2 separate regions of the Mus musculus genome follow, and region 2 is linked to region 1. Evidence: chromatin loops called from intact Hi-C (ENCODE). Cell type or tissue: left cerebral cortex. All regions are shown on one strand.

Evidence for each region. Hi-C counts contacts between places; a loop is a spot of excess contacts. Peaks named below come from ENCODE experiments on the same cell type or tissue, not always from the same donor. Only the 100,000 strongest peaks of a DNase experiment are listed, where the experiment ranks them.
Region 2: a loop joins it to region 1, with 8 times the contacts of the local background. A loop is called at or near these places in 13 of 42 quality-filtered maps.

What each region holds. Positions count from the first base shown.
Region 1 is chr2:125,594,512-125,602,511 of GRCm38, forward strand. Cep152 (centrosomal protein 152) reads right to left here. Exons shown (of 28, transcript NM_001081091.1): 12 at 6,638-6,801; 13 at 362-560. It also overlaps the pseudogene Gm34949. Among named protein-coding and RNA genes, the nearest start is that of Cep152, 27 kb to the right of the region's middle. In left cerebral cortex, no CTCF peak of the experiment used is centred here; a DNase peak (open chromatin) is centred at 4,605.
Region 2 is chr2:125,329,958-125,337,957 of GRCm38, forward strand. Fbn1 (fibrillin 1) reads right to left here. Exons shown (of 66, transcript NM_007993.2): 45 at 5,408-5,530; 46 at 2,301-2,426; 47 at 576-692. Among named protein-coding and RNA genes, the nearest start is that of Dut, 86 kb to the left of the region's middle. In left cerebral cortex, a CTCF peak has its summit at 4,396 (motif pointing right); DNase peaks (open chromatin) are centred at 1,814, 3,735, 4,396 and 6,730.

The DNA of each region.
Region 1 (8,000 bases):
GTATCGACCAGTGCTCTCTACCTCATTTCCTCAGAGACCAACCGTTGTAAGAACAGAACAGAACAGAACGCGCTCAGGAGCAGAGCTGCTAAGGGGCCTCACAGGAGGTGCCTGACAAAAGGCGCATCCCCTCTACAAAGTCCTCCTTTCATTTGTGAACAAAGAATTTAGCCTAACTGGCATCTCATTTACTAGGTGCCTAAAACAAGCCAATAAACAGCCTATCTATCAGGTGGCTTTTTTTCCTGTAAGCTTTACATCTAAGAGTCAAATAAACCCTAAGAAACCAAAAACGTAACTTCCATCTATAAGGCGCATGTCTCAAGGGGGCTTCTTACGTGTACAGGTTGCAGGGTCTCACCTCCATGCCGCTGTCACCATCCTTGGATTGCTGGAAAGCTTCCATTGTCTCCCGGCACTCTCTGAGATCGCTCTGCAGCTGAGACACCAGATGTCGCTTCACGGAGTTGCTAGTCAGCAAGCGCTGGACTTGCGTTTTCAGCTTCAGGATAAGCTCATCCTTCGAAGGGTCTTCATCTGGGGACTCCTGCTGTGTGACCCTGATGGGGAAACTGCCCGTTTAGCATAAAAGCAAGAAACAAATCAAAGACCCATAAAGCCCTAGCCACATGTGGTCATGGTTTCTATCCCTTACAGTCACAGCATTTTGAACTTTCTTTCTGAACATTTTGTTTCTTTGTTTCCTATGCTTCATACACGCTAGGCAAGCATTCTAACACTGAGCTAAACGCTGCTAAAGGGTTTGGAACTTGGGGATTGGAGAGATAACTTGGTAATGAAGAGCATGTGCTGCTCTTTCGGAAGGCCTGGATTCAATTCTCAGTACCCACGAGGGGGCTCACAACCATCAGTAGCTCCAGGGGATCTGATGCCCTCTTCTGGCCACCAAGGTCACCAGACACTCATACAAAGCACATACAAACATACAGGCAGAACACTAATACACATAAAACAAAAATAAATAAGTTAGAACTCGGTCATACACAAGGATATCACCTTTGCAAAAGCAAGCTCACCCCCCCACACATGGCATGTTCCCCCTTGGTGGCATGCTCCCCTTGGTGGCATGCTCCCCTTGGTGGCATGCTCCCCTTGGTGGCATGCTCCCCCTTGGTCTTTCTGCCTGACACAGCTCACACTTGTGATTTTTGGTATGTGTCATACTAATATTGAGCAAGGTGATACAGATATTAGGAAGAAAAAAGTAGCAACATCAGCTATCCTAACCAGCAACTGCTCTTCTCTCTTCCAGCTGACCGACCCAAGAGCCTGGGTGGACCCCGGCAACCTCCAGAAAACTGAAACAAAACCAAGCTTCTCTAGACTCCGCGTTCTCCTCTCTCCTTGTCCATTGCCTTTCTCTGCAGTAGTAAGCACTGGACCTAGTGGCCTGTGCATGCTACCCAGGTGCTCTCCTGCTGAGCTGGGTCCCAGTCTCGAAACTCAACTCTAGTTTCAATAAACTTAAGGCTTAGAATAAGATTCTAATTTTTTTAAAGTCATTTTATTAGTGTGTGTGTGTGTGTGTGTGTGTGTGTGTGTGTGTGATATGATAAGACCTCTGCCCTTATAAACTCTTAGCAGCTATGGCTGCCTGAAAAGACCTGCACAACCCAGCCACAAAGCCTTCGACCTACAGTTTGTCCTGCCTGCAGAGTATCTTAGGAGTGGAGCCTAGCATTATCATCAGAGAGACCAGAGAGACTCCATCTAGCAACTGATGTGAGCAGATGCTGTCCCATAGCCAAACATTAGGCAGAATTGGGGGGGGGGGGGGTCCTGCGGAGTGGGAGGAAGGATTGAAGGAACTAGAAGGGTCAGAAACACTGCAAGAACATGGCTCACAGAATCAACTGATCAGGACCCAAAGGGCCTTGCAGAGATCAGGGAGCCTGCAGGAGTCTGACCTAGATCCTCTTCATATATGTTATGGCTAAGTAGTTTGCTGCTCTTGTGGGATTCCTAACAGTGGGAGCCACAGCTGTCTCTGACTGTGGGACCCTTCTGTTACTGAGTTGCCTGGTCTAGTCTTGATGTGATGGTATGTGCCTGGTCTTATTGTGGCTTGTTATACCATGCTTGGCTGGCATCCCTGGGAGGCCTGGTCTTTTCTGAGAGAAGGGGGAGGGGGATACCTAGGAGAGAGGAGAGGTAGAGTAAGAGACTTGGGGGGGGGGGGAGGGTAAACTGCAGACATGACATATAAGAAAAGAATAAGAAAAAAGAAAAAAGGCGGAAAGTTAGGTGGATATGAAGTAAGGGTAGATCAGGAAAGAGATAGGGAAGGAGTGAGGATTCATACAATCAAAATACTTTGTATGCATATGTGAAATTCTCAACAACAACAAAAAAAAGATAAGTATATTATAAAGGAAAAAAAGAAAAGACTTGCTCAGGATCAAATGAGTCACCATTACAGCAGGGAGAATACTGGGTGCTTCTGAGGTCCCCACTCTCAGCTAAGGAGCTGCTGGCTGCTGGGGGAAGAGTCAGTTTTCTTTAAGGGCATGGATGCTGGTAGGCCCATGCTTCAGTGGACAGCCCTACACCCTTGAATAGATTGCCAATACAAATGGGACTCAATATTTAAAACAAACACACTCGTGTACACACACACAACACAGGACATCAAGTTGGAGTAGAGCTAGGAAGCACTAAAGGAAGAGTCCGGGAGACAAACAGGGTCACAATACATTCCATGCAAGTGGGAAACTCTCAATAAAAGCCTCTCTTTTTTTCTTCATTGAAAACAGTCACATACGTTTCTAAACAACACTTTCCTAGTGGCTAATATGTATGTTAAAGTCATAAACATTAGGTAAAAACTAAAGACAGTCAGGGAGACCTCAGACATGAGCGATAATGTAAATTTATTGGTTCATTAATTGTAAGAATTAATACAAAATGTTATCAGGGAGCACGAGAGCTGAGCATCTAGAACTGTGTAAAATATAATCTCTCCAAAGGAGAAAATCTATCTAAGAAAGAAATAACGATATCTGGGTTAAAGTTTTTACTCCTGGAATTGAAAGATTTTAGATGATTTTAAATGAAATGTTAGGTCCTTCTTTCCTTTCTGCTGGGTGCCCGCTGCTTGCTGTTGAAATGGGCAAGTTCATGAAACCTGGGAAAGTGGTGCTGGTCCTGACTGGACACAAAGCCATCGTGAAGAACATTGACGATGGCACCTCGGAAGGCCCTTATAGCGGTGTCCTCGTGGCTGGAATTGACTGACAGCTGCCATGGGCAAGCCACCCAAGATCAAGCCCTTTGTGAATGTTTACATCCACCCCGTGCCCACAGGTACTCTGGATAGCCCCTCGGACAAGACTGTCGCCAGTGAGGATGTGTTCAGAGACTCAGCTCTGAAACGCAAGGCCAGGCGGGAGGCCAAGGTCAAGTCAGAGGAGCAATACAAAACAGGGAAGAGCAACTGGTTTTTCCAGAAGCTTCACTTTTAGGTATATTTTTGGTTTTGTCATTAAAAATTAAGATAAATCAATAAATAAATGAAGTGTTAGGACATTGTACAATGTATGAAGAAAGGATGAACAAACCATTAGGTAAATTTAGTTTTAACAATATAATTAGAACTCCCTAGGATGGATATATTTCATATATACATATTTATATATATATATATATATATAAAACTAACTATATAGATGTAGTCTATGTGTATGTTTGCATATATAAATCCTCACCTATTTAAATCAGTTCCATTTTTACAGAAATAGAAATCATAACTATAACAGGTATAGCTATGTAAGAAACAAAATACCTAACAAAGTATTCCGCTATGGGATGTGCTGAAGTGTGAGCACTCAGTGTGAGTAAACTGTGTTTACTCAGCTAGCAAACGAGCCCTCCCTATTCCTCTTCCACTGCACACAGGCCACTGGAATCACACTCTGTACTCCTAGAGAAGCCAAGTCAGAGAGCAGAGAGCGTGCTTGTGCAATAATCTCTCCCTTCCTTGACGGGAGAGAAAGGCAGAGCGGTGACCACTCTGCCCGAGGATCACAGCACCCTACAGAGATCCTTTCCCTGAAACCCAAATAAACTACAGTCCCTTATGAAGCCTGCTGAGAAGACCAAAGGAAAAAGGCATTCCACTTGTTAGATGTTTATTATTTGAGCTTAGCAGCCAACTATAATAACAGAGAGGAAGCTGTCTGTAAGCTGTGTACAGATTTAGCTACTCCACTCCCATTAATGTAAAATAGAACAGTGAGGCTAAACCATGTTACTAGGAAGCAGCCTGAGGGCGTGGTGGTTGGTAGTAAAAGCTGGGAGCCACTGATACCTGGGTCAGTGATTTGAAAGCAGTTCAAGTCAAGAAAACACTAACTCACACTGGGAATTTTCGCTTCCTTTTCTTCAACAAATCAGTCCACTCAAGGAAAATAAAAAAAGAAAGCACAAATTTCTTCTTTCCTATGTCCTGTAAACTTGATATAAGAATACTTCTCAAAAATAGATGACCAACTATTAACACTGGCAGGTGGGTGAGGATTTAAGCTACATTTGTCCTCTGGAGGCTGCATTTGTCAGACGGTTTGTCCAGAGCTCTAGCAACTCCCCACTCTGACTCAGAGATGCCCCGGCTCCCAGCTGGGCGGCTCAGTCACTCTGAAGTAACAAGAAGCCTCCAGTCTAGCAGGTACAGGAACACACTTCAGGATTGCTACACTGTAGCTATGAATGCTTTATCAAGAGAGATGAACAGAGTAGCCAGGCACAGCCTGCATCCAATAATCCTAGCGACTGGCAGTCCAGTCTGTTCATTTGAAGCCAACCTGGGCTACACAGCAATATCTTACCTCAAGGAACAAACCAACCCCCAAAAAGCACAAGACGTAGGATGCGCTTTAATGGATGCACACGAAGGGTGTCTATTGAAAGAGATCAACATGAACACACTCATCACTCTGCTCTAAAGCCACCCACAGTACAAACTAAAATAAAATAACTGGAGAAAAACTTGTTTTTTAAATGAACTATGTCTTTAATCTTCGACATAAGAAGAATGAAGTTTGAAGTAAAAAGGCTTGACTGTCATGTAATGTGAACAAACAGAAAAATAGGCTGGGCCTAGAGAGTTTTGTGGCACCAGTAACACCTGAGCCAAGTGGTTCACCTTCCTAAGCTCCAGTAAAGCCAACATCTGTCACAAGACTGAGGACCAAAATGCTTTATAAAACGTACGACACTGCTGCAAGGGCAGGTGCCTAGCACTGAGAGGCAAAGCCATGACAAATGGTTTGTATCTGAAGTCTGTGTTCTTTCTCTAGGCTCTGAGAAGTCATTTGGCAGTGACCAAAAACAGGAGGCATTCCCAACCAAGTCTGTTTTCAAATAGTCACATAAACTGTAAACTGTGAGTACCTAGGCATAAAAACAATAGAATTTTTTTTTTTATTCACCAATCATAGTGAAAGCCTTTGTTCGATACCATGTGGCTGGATTAAAACACTCACACTGAGAGTCACTTTCCCATTGCCTGGCCTTCCACACTTCTCTCTCAGCTCTCAGCTCGCTAAGGCTGAGCTGACAGGGGTCCCCTCCACTTCATCTCAGGCACAGTGGCCTACATTTGTCAACCAGGTAATTATGGGATGAAAAGAAACCTGGGTCGACACGGCCCTAGATAAGAGCCTGAGGATCGCTCCCACCAGAAATCCTCCATCTAGCCCCGCTACCTTCTTCCTTGCTCTCTTCCAGACATAGCTGTTATCTGTAGCAACAGGAGCCCCAGGAGGCAGACACTCGGGCAAATGGAGCCTCACAAGGCTAAGTAAGAGCAGCTTCCCTTGCAGGATTATCTCATGACTTTAGATTCCAACCAACAAAATCCCACCTTACTGCTCTAATCTGTAATGGCAGTGTTAAAACACAGACTTCCCCAAGTCACATACGCAAGATTCCTAAAGTCACATGTGCAAGATAACTACTTTTAGCCCATAAGGCTAACATTAAAAACAGGCATTCACCTCAATGGTTCAAACACATACATAGTTTGTGCGAGTGTGTGTGTGAATGTGTATGTGTGTAATATGCGTGGTGTGTACACGTGTATGGATACAGGTGTGTGCCCACACTTGTGCATCAGGTGCCCTCTTCTGGCACACTCTACTTCAGTCCCAGAAACAAAGCCTCTCCCTGAACCTGGAGCTACGCTGGTGGCCAGCAATCCTCAGCTGTTCTCCTGTCTCAGCTTCCCACAATGCTGAGAGTATAGGTGCACTCAGCCATGCCTACCTTTTTAACATAGGTGCTGGGGATTTGAACTCGGGTCCTTATGCCTGCATAGCAACCTCTCTTCCCTACTAAGCCACCTCCCTGACCCCATAACCTGTATTTTAGTTACATAAACTCCTTCCTAGCTTTCTATAACCGGCACCTATCTGCATGACGAGGGCTACAAGCACAGTATTAATACTTCAGATTTCTATTCATTTGGATTTCAGGCATTTATATTTCATTAAGAATGTCTAAGACACACTGTCCCCTTAATTGGGGTCTTTATCTTATGGATGGTGCCACCAGTGTCCTATACCTCCATCACCAGCTTTATTAACATAAACTCATCTATAGTAAACTAGTCACACAGTACCTGTTAGCTTTGGATTGTTTCCAATTGACTTTTTTAATGCCCAAGTCCACACATGATTCAGTGAGCTCTATACTCAGGTCTCCTTCGGAGTCACCTGGAAGGACTCCGAGTTCTGCAGCAGATTCATAGAGCGAAATCTCATCTTTAAGCTCTGTTAATTCCTCCTAGAACAAAATATCAAAAGTAACTTTCACTGTTTTCCTAAATACAAAATCAGTCATTCTTTTCAAACCTCATTTTGATGATCAGTAAGAATGCAGAAAAGCCTCTTGAAATACATTCTTAACATTCATTCTAAATAAGTTCATAAAGGTCAGCTCCTGCTGTGCTTTCAAATGAATATATTTTCAAATGAACGAGGAAGAAAGGCAGGCGGTTCTCTCTGTGGCTCTCTTATTTACAAAACCCCTTAGCTGAGATGCCTCTGATGTTCCGGCCTCACTATAGAAGAAGACAAAACAGACAGCTCAGCCAAGAGCATGCTATGCTCTACCTGCCAAAAGCATTCTATGCTCTGCCTGCAGGAGCATGCTATACTCTATCTAAAGGAGTGTGCTAAGCTCTGCCTGAGGAGTGTGCTATGCTCTATCTAAAGGAGTGTGCTAAGCTCTGCCTGCAGGAGCATGCTATACTCTATCTAAAGGAGTGTGCTAAGCTCTGCCTGCAGGAGTGTGCTATACTCTATCTAAAGGAGTGTGCTAAGCTCTGCCTGCAGGAGTGTACTATGCTCTGCCTGCAGGAGCATGCTATACTCTATCTAAAGGAGTGTGCTAAGCTCTGCCTGCAGGAGTGTGCTATGCTCTGTCTGCAGGAGTGTGCTATGCTCTGCCTGCAGGAGTGTGCTATGCTCTGTCTGCAGGAGTGTGCTATACTCTATCTAAAGGAGTGTGCTATACTCTATCTAAAGGAGTGTGCTTTGCTCTGCCTGCAGGAGTGTGCTATGCTCTGCCTGCAGGAGTGTGCTATACTCTATCTAAAGGAGTGTGCTAAGCTCTGCCTGCAGGAGTGTGCTTTGCTCTGTCTGCAGGAGTGTGCTAAGCTCTGCCTGCAGGAGTGTGCTATGCTCTGCCTGCAGGAGTGTGCTATGCTCTGTCTGCAGGAGTGTGCTATACTCTATCTAAAGGAGTGTGCTATGTTCTGTCTGCAGGAGTGTGCTATACTCTATCTAAAGGAGTGTGCTATGCTCTGTCTGCAGGAGTGTGCTATACTCTATCTAAAGGAGTGTGCTATGCTCTGCCTGCAGGAGTGTACTATACTCTATCTAAAGGAGTGTGCTATGCTCTGCCTGCAGGATCAGCAGGCCTAGCACCTCCTTCAGTGGAAGAAACACTAGAGCTCCTCTCCAGCACCTTCGTTACCTTTC
Region 2 (8,000 bases), 260 kb before region 1:
CACATTCACATTCCTAGTATCCTACCCTCCCAGTGGTCCCTTCTTCATCCCAAACATTCTTCCTTCTGCTTCACACGTATGTATGTCTTATATAGTACATACATGTCACATGTATGTGTACTTATATAGTACATACATGTCACACGTATGTATGTCTTATATAGTACATACAAAAAGCTAATCTAGATTCTGCACCTGAGAGAAAATGCCTATCGTGTCTTATAAGGGGGATGCTATACACTTAATAACTTGTTTGTTTGAAGAGAGGGTGTAGCGAAAGATCTAAGCAAGGCTCCTACACTCCTTCTGGATTGTACAATTTACAAAGACTTGCTTTTGTATATTTTAACCTATCTTGAAATTTATTTAACTTAAAATAGATATAGAAATCATAGCTGCTGATACACAGATCAATAAAGTTAACAGAGTTACTAAAATTGACTTTTAATCAACATGGTATACTTGATAGTCACGTGACCAACTGTTAGGCAGAAGATTGGATGCTGGCCATAGGCAGAAGATTGGATGCTGGCCATGATGCAGATGCGTGACGTGGCGACCTCCTGCATACTCACCTATGCAGTCATTGTTGTGAGACAGTATGAAGCCATGGTTACAGCGACAGTTGAAGGAGCCAATCGTGTTTCTGCAAGTCCCGTTCCCACAGGCGTCTCTCTCACACTCATTTATGTCTAGGAGGAAGAAAGGCCAGAGAGGGAGACACAATGACTAAACAGGAAAGTGGTTACGTGGTCACTGATGCTGAAGGGCAGTTGTGGCTGCACAGACTCTTCCAGGAGGCTGGAATGTTCTGCCTGATGTCACCAGCCTGGGGAAGCTGAGGTGAGGACCTACATCTTGGAAGTCCCAAGTTTCCTCAGTTGGCGTGTGAGAGGAGGCGAGACGAGGACACAAGGACTGGACAAGACTTTTATTCTATTTGCTTCTCAAATTCTCCACCCTTGCCACTTTGCTCAAATATTTTCACTTGAAAATGGAAAAACTTCAGTGTGCATCTGGACCTTCCCTTGGCGGATGTTGGCACACTTTGGCTTACAGGATTCATGTTCCATTTTACCCCAAGGTCGCGAGTCAGCAGGATCTCTGCAAACAACAACAGAGCTCCCCTCCCCAGCTAAGCTGCCACTTGGGACACGGCTCCTTCCTCCCACCAGTGATAACTCAGCTACCCTTCTGAACACACCCAAGGGATAAGATGGTACTCAAGCCAGGCAGTCGTGGGACACGCCTTTAATCCCAGCACTTGGGAGGCAGGGGCAGGCGGATTTCTGGGTTCGAGGCCAGTCTGGTCTACAAAGTGAGTTCCAGGACAGCCAGGGCTACACAGAGAAACTCTGTCTCGAAAAACCAAACACCAAACCAAACCAAAACAAAAAAGATGGTACTCAATTTGGCTTGGCTCAGACGCCCTGGCATTGCTTGCCTTTTTATTTACTGGCCCATGACTTTTGGCTTTTGCATTATGATGCTTATTCTGGCAACTTACATAGTTTTGCATTTTACCAAAGCAGTTAGCACCTTTCTTACATGCTATATTATGGGGGAGTAGAAAAGAGAACATTGGTACCATTGGCTTGAAGAGGGAGGGCAGATGGGCCAAGGACAAGGGGAGAGAACGAATGGAAAGAGACACCTGGGGAGCTCAAAATGTAGTGGCCAAAGTCAAGATTGCCTCTTTCAACTTTGGGACATGATTTGTGATTCAGATGGAAAAGTTATTGCTAGCTCTCCAGTGCCTTGAATGCGGAGTAAGCATCACATCCAAATAATGAGTCACTGTCACTCTTCAGGCCACTTGAGAGTTAGGAAGGCAAGCGAGTCTGTCGTGCTCATCCAGAGCCAAGAGAGGGAGATTGAGAAACAATGAGGCAGATTCTTGTGGCGATGCAAGGAAGGGCGAGCCACCCTGGGATGAGCCAGGATGATTAAGGAGGAGATTAAGCATCGTTCATGGGAGGACCTAGTTATAGCCAAAGGCAAGGGCTTTAAGCAGGCTCTGGACACTGTTCTTCTGATATGTTTGATTCATGGGCTTAAAGACCCTCAAAGGCCTAATGCATGCAACCTTAAGTCAGAAAGAAAGGACTGTTAGATGTTTGTGAAGCACTCCAATAGTACCAAAAAGTGGATCAATGTGCACACTCTGAACCCCGGACTGGATGTGCACACTTTCACTCATGGACCAATGCACACCCACCCACCCATGGACTGATGCACACACACTCACCCATGGACTGATGCACACACACTCACCCATGGACTGATGACCACATACTCACCTAAGCACATGGTCTGATCCACATTTGTTTTGAAGCCAGTGTGACAAAGGCAGTAGAAGCTTCCCACGGTGTCGATGCACTGGCCATGACTGCATATGTTCGGGATTTCTTGGCACTCGTTTCGATCTGTAAACCAGAAGTGTCTTAGGTGGGACACTGCACATTTGCATGTTTTCTTAGATGGAGACTTAGAGCATAAAACGACTGAACAAATTATCTCCAGGCCTTGCTCTCAGAGATAATCCTAACCCGAAACTGAGGTAGTGAAGTAGACACTGGCATTCTCTCTAGTTTTTCCTTTGAAATTGGCCAGATCTTACTCTCGGAGCATTAGTACCAGGCGAACCAAAAGGAGACAGCTCCTTCTGCCAAAGGTATCTTGAAAGAGGAAAGTAAAACTCAGAATATGGAGAAGTACTTTCTACAGCGCCTAAACAGCTTCACATGGAATTGATATCTCTAGGTTTTGGTACCAAAGATTATGGGCAAAGACTTTGGGGCTTCTTTGGAAAAATTGATAGTAAAGTCAAACCTATCATGAGTATACTGAAATGGGACACTACCATAAATGCATAGATGCTCACAGTGGGACACTACCGTAAATGCATAGATGCTCACAGTGGGACACTACCGTAAATGCATAGATGCTCACAGTGGGACACTACCGTAAATGCATAGATGCTCAGAGTTGGCCTTACTCCTTTGCCTCATTACTTCAGCTTTCATTCCACCTAGTTTAGTTGGAAAGTCAGGCTGCTTATTTTCTGGGTCTACAGAACTGTTACCTCAGAGCAACATGGCCTAACTGTGGCAGAGATGATGGCTATCTCCAGTCAGAAGCCATCAATTGAGACATTGTTTATAAGTCTCAAGTGTAGGAGGGGTTGGGGTTACACTGCCCCTAAACTGTGGCTAGTCTATATAGAAAACAGTTAACAAATACCACTATTCTCGTTTGAGAAAATATTTAAAATGAAGAATGGGTGGGCAAAGAAAAGGGATTTTTATTTTTTATGATCATAAAAGGGAGCTTCCCTTGAGAAAGGTCAGTCACCATCTAACTGTCTAAGAGACAGGTTTTTAGTTCCCAGGAGAGCATGTCTGAGGTTTCCTGGGAGGTTTTGAATAGGGACAGGATCCCAAACAGAGAGAGGGGCGATCATCAGACAGCGGCTGGGGATGTAGCTGGGAAAGGCATTTCTACAGGGATAGGATTTGCTACTGAGGTCAGACTGGCAACTTGAGCACCACCATCAACAGCAATGTGGAGCTAGGACCACTGTGATTTGGAGTTTTGTATGAATTTAAATTCAAATCTCATAGGACGATATTTTCGTTTTAAATACAGGCAGAGAGGAATGCTTTGCAATCTGTTTGAAAACTACCAGGATAAGACAAGTGCTTAAAATGGTTTAAAATAGTTCTAAGGTAGGATGGCAGCCTGGCATGGTAGCCACCAACTGTTATCTCAGCACTCGGGAGCTGAGACAGGGGAGTGTGAACTTGAGCCAGCCTGAGCTAAAGAGGAAAAAGATCCTGTCTCAAAAATCAGCAACAAAAGTGAGATGGGAACAAAGTGATTTCTAGGATAAAATACCAGGTTTTCCCTGACCGTACCAGATGCAGCTTAGGTTAACATTCTATAAGAAAACGCAGAAGGACCTGAGCTGTAGCAGGTTGTAGCTGATTGCCTTTTGCTGATCTATAAATGGCCCAACTTAGTGGCCAGAGCAAATGGTCTACAATGGCACACCCAGGGCGACCAGCCAGACTTTATTTTAACTGGCCACCTTTCACCCAGCTCCAAAGAAATAAAACTTGAAAATAAAATGCAGGGAAGTGGCGTTCAAGGCCAATGTCACCGGGGGAGATTGTGCTTCATATCTGCCAGGGACTCATTTTTCCTGTTCTATATCCTTACCTTTGGGATAATCTCAGCTCTGTTGATGGAATGCTAAATACTCACACATGCTCCCTTAAACTCAACAAAACAAATCTTGGTTGGCAAAGTGATTTTTTTTTTGTTCTGTTCTTATACCCTCTTCCTACCAAGGTTTCATTAAACAATGGAAAATATCCTGCAGAGGGCAGCACACTTCCTACCACTTAATCACAGTTGGCCAACAGAGCCAAGGCAAACCCGAGCACGGTTCCTCTCGTGTTGTTTCATTCACAAGTGCACAAAAACCCAGGAAACTCACTTGAAAGTGAACCCTGAGCAGGGTGACACACTCTTAAATGTACAATGTAACTGTACTGAAGTGTAGGTGAGGGCCCATCCGAAGTATTAGTTTGCCTCTGAGCTCTAACACAAGGGACTTTATTTTCATGCCACTAGCTAGAGAAACCCTTAGATGTTGACCAAATGTATGGCCAATGTGAGTGGACAATGTACTCTCTTCTTTATACCACATCCTGACAAAGTGGGCAGCAGACATCCCTAACCTCTGCTTGCTGTAGGTAGTGCAGAGGTAATGAGACGGTCAAGATTTGCTTATTTACTGTCTTCCCGGGGGTCATTCTCATCAGTAAGATGTTTGGGAAGACAAGGGTGGTGTGTGTGTGTGTGTGTGTATCTTTTAAATTCATTTATGCAGGAAGATCTGCTCCAACTCAAGTAAAGGCATCTAGCACAATAGAAGATATGATGAAAGCCTTCCCTGTCTACATTATGCAGAAGCTAATAATAATGATCCTCTTCCTCCCCTTCTTTTTCCTCCTCCTCTTCCTCCTTCTCCTCCTCCTCCTCCCCTTCTTCTTCCTCCTCCTCCTCCTCCTCCTCCTCCTCCTCCTCCTCCTCCTCCTCATGAATACCGATTAGAGGACTGTGGGCTTGTACATGTGGGTAATGGGAATTTCTTGGTAGGGTAGGGATAGAGAGACTCATTTGTGTAAATGACTTCTTTTTTGCTTTGTGGATATTTCATTTATAAGGAAGGCAAAAAGCTAAGCATTTAGCTATTTTAACAATTTTCCTCCTTTTTCCTCTTTAAATACATCTAGTTTTTCAACCTACATCCTCACTTCTATTCCTTAGCCTTAGAATCTATAAAAACGTGCAGAGTCAGGATCGTGACAGCAATGGCCTCTGAGTGGGTGCTACATACCGTTGCATTGACCTGTGGAGGTAAGGCGGTAGCCGGGCTTACAGTCACAGCGGTAGCTGCCTGCAGTGTTGATGCATTCCGCATTTCGCTGGCACACAGGGCCATTCTGACACTCGTCGATATCTGCAAGCAGAAGAGAGTTTATTTCAAGGAAGAATAGAGTCTGGTGTTGAGTTGGCGATACATAATGTTCTTATGATGGCTCAATCATTTGAAAAGACAGCAATGGGTATTTATACCAGATTTACTCACAGTGGCAAGATCTCGAAAGAAGCCAAGCTAATCCTCAGTAGGTGAGCGCATCATGAATGCACTGTGGTATATTAAGATGGAAGAATATAGATCAATATTCTAGTGAGCTGGCTAGCTACAGGAAGACATGGGAGAAACCCACATGTGGATTCATATGCGAAAGAAGCCATCTGAAAAGGCTCTATAATATTCTGATTTCAATATCTGAATTTCTGGAACAGGCAAAACTATGGGACCAGTAAAGAGATTCATGATCTCCAGGGCTCAGATCGGGTCTGGAGATGGTGGGGAAGGGCAGGTAGATAAACCCAGAGAAGCTTTAAGGCAGAGAAACTATGATACAATCATAGTAGATATACATCACTATAAAGTCATAGTAGATATATTTGTCACTATAAATTTGTCCCATCACTGGGAAGTGCAATACCAGTGGTGGATCCTATTCCCTAGGAGATGAGGCACATACGGCTCAGGAAGGGAAGAGCTTGGAAGACTCAGAAAGTCTCAAGGTAGAAAGGCACAAACAGTGCCTGGGAAGAGGAGACTCTGGCTAACGGCCAGCCAAGCTGCCGGCAAGTTGTTCAGGAAGCAGCTTTCATGAACTGTCTGCCATGTTGGGGTATGGTAGGCTTTTGGTGACATAGCTGCCCATGGCCATCCATGCTCCTGTATGGAACCACTCACCCATACTCCTATACATAACTCAGTAGACTTCCTGGTCCACTAAACAGGACTACAGAAGAACTGCATCCTTGGTCCGCTGTCAGTGCCCTATCCGGAGTGAAGAGATGTTTGTTCAGAGTTCCCCAGGAAAAGCCACAACAGAATTACATCAGGCCTGTGCTTGTGTGATGAGAAAACCTGAACGCAGCTTGGTGGAGCTTCCAGGACCGGGAGTGTCTGTCTGAGACGGGGTGGACTACACCTTTCTGTGCAGTAGATTCATGAGCAGCATGCCAGTGTCGTGAAAGACACAGCCTCAACTCACCCACCAGTTCTGCCCTGCTTGTAAACTGTAAAGAAACAGAGCCAACCATGCCACATTAGAAGCCAAGTGGTGTGACAGGCAGGCACTTCTGTGACACGAGCAACTAACATCTGCTCATGCACTTCCTTGTGGAAAGCATAAATATGGAAGTCCCCCGAAACATTCCTGGAATCCACTCCAATTTCAGAATAGCTGAGCCACGCATGAAGTCTACCTTCATTTTCTGATTTATTTTGACAGCTAAGAATGTGTTGGGAAGCAGCTGAGTGTATTTAAACACTCACCTTGAAGAGGAGTAATTTGTGAAATGGAAACCAAAAATCGGAGCACTTAGTCTTCTTAATGTTCTCTGAGTATGACTGTTTCTCGACACCTTTATGAGCAGATAGAGTGGGCGGAGCCTGCTGGGTCTTCCCCGACAGCAGGGCACCTTGCCTGGCCCAACAGGCTTTCAGTCCCATGTATGCTGCAAGGTCTGGGATGACTTTGTACTCATGGGTGGCCTTGCCTATGTGTCCTGGCCAAGGGCAGCATTTTTGGCAACTATAAGTAGCAAAGGGGTATTTGGGTAGGTATCCAAGGGGCTGACAAATAGAAGGGAAAATACAAGGAAAAAAAGTAGCAGGCATTCTGAGACATGTACCAGAAGGGGAAGAGTATAGTCACAAGGAAGACAGCCACCTCTAGCATGCTAAGTTCTGCTGTCCCCTGTTCTTCCTGAAGCAGTGCCTTTTCTGCAGGAACCGATTCTTGATGGTTCCTGGAAACCCCACAGCTGGGCTGTGGTCTGAACTGGCTATCTCTTTAAAGAGTCTTGGACTGGCTATCACCCCTGCCCACAACCCACACAACAAGCAAGGCAAGTGGTGCGTGCCCAGTTGGCCACAGTGGTTGAAAGCTGGCAAGAGAGCCCAGCAAGTACGTGGTTACTAATGGAACATAACTCTACATGTGGATCATAAACAGTCCCTAATTTAGAAAAAGAAGGTTTGTTAATGTCAAAATATTGACATGTGTGCCATAACCCATGCTCCAAGGGGGGTGACAGCCCTTTCTATAATGTGTAAAATTTGGCTAGAGGCCCACCACTCAAGCAGTAAGCAGAAACTGACTCCAGTTGTTCTAGAGAACATGCCGTATTTAGTTTGCAGCAATGCCTCTTCCACTAAAATGTAAAAGGATGCTATCTTCCCCATACGGGAAAAGTGTGGAGTGTCACAGCAAACACTGGGCCTCACAGGCTGCACACACGGCAACGGGAGGCCATTGGAAGTCCATGTGTATGCAAGCCAATGTTTCCCATATCAAATCGGTTGGTTCTTGCCATTTAGAATTCTCTCGTGCATTTGGAAT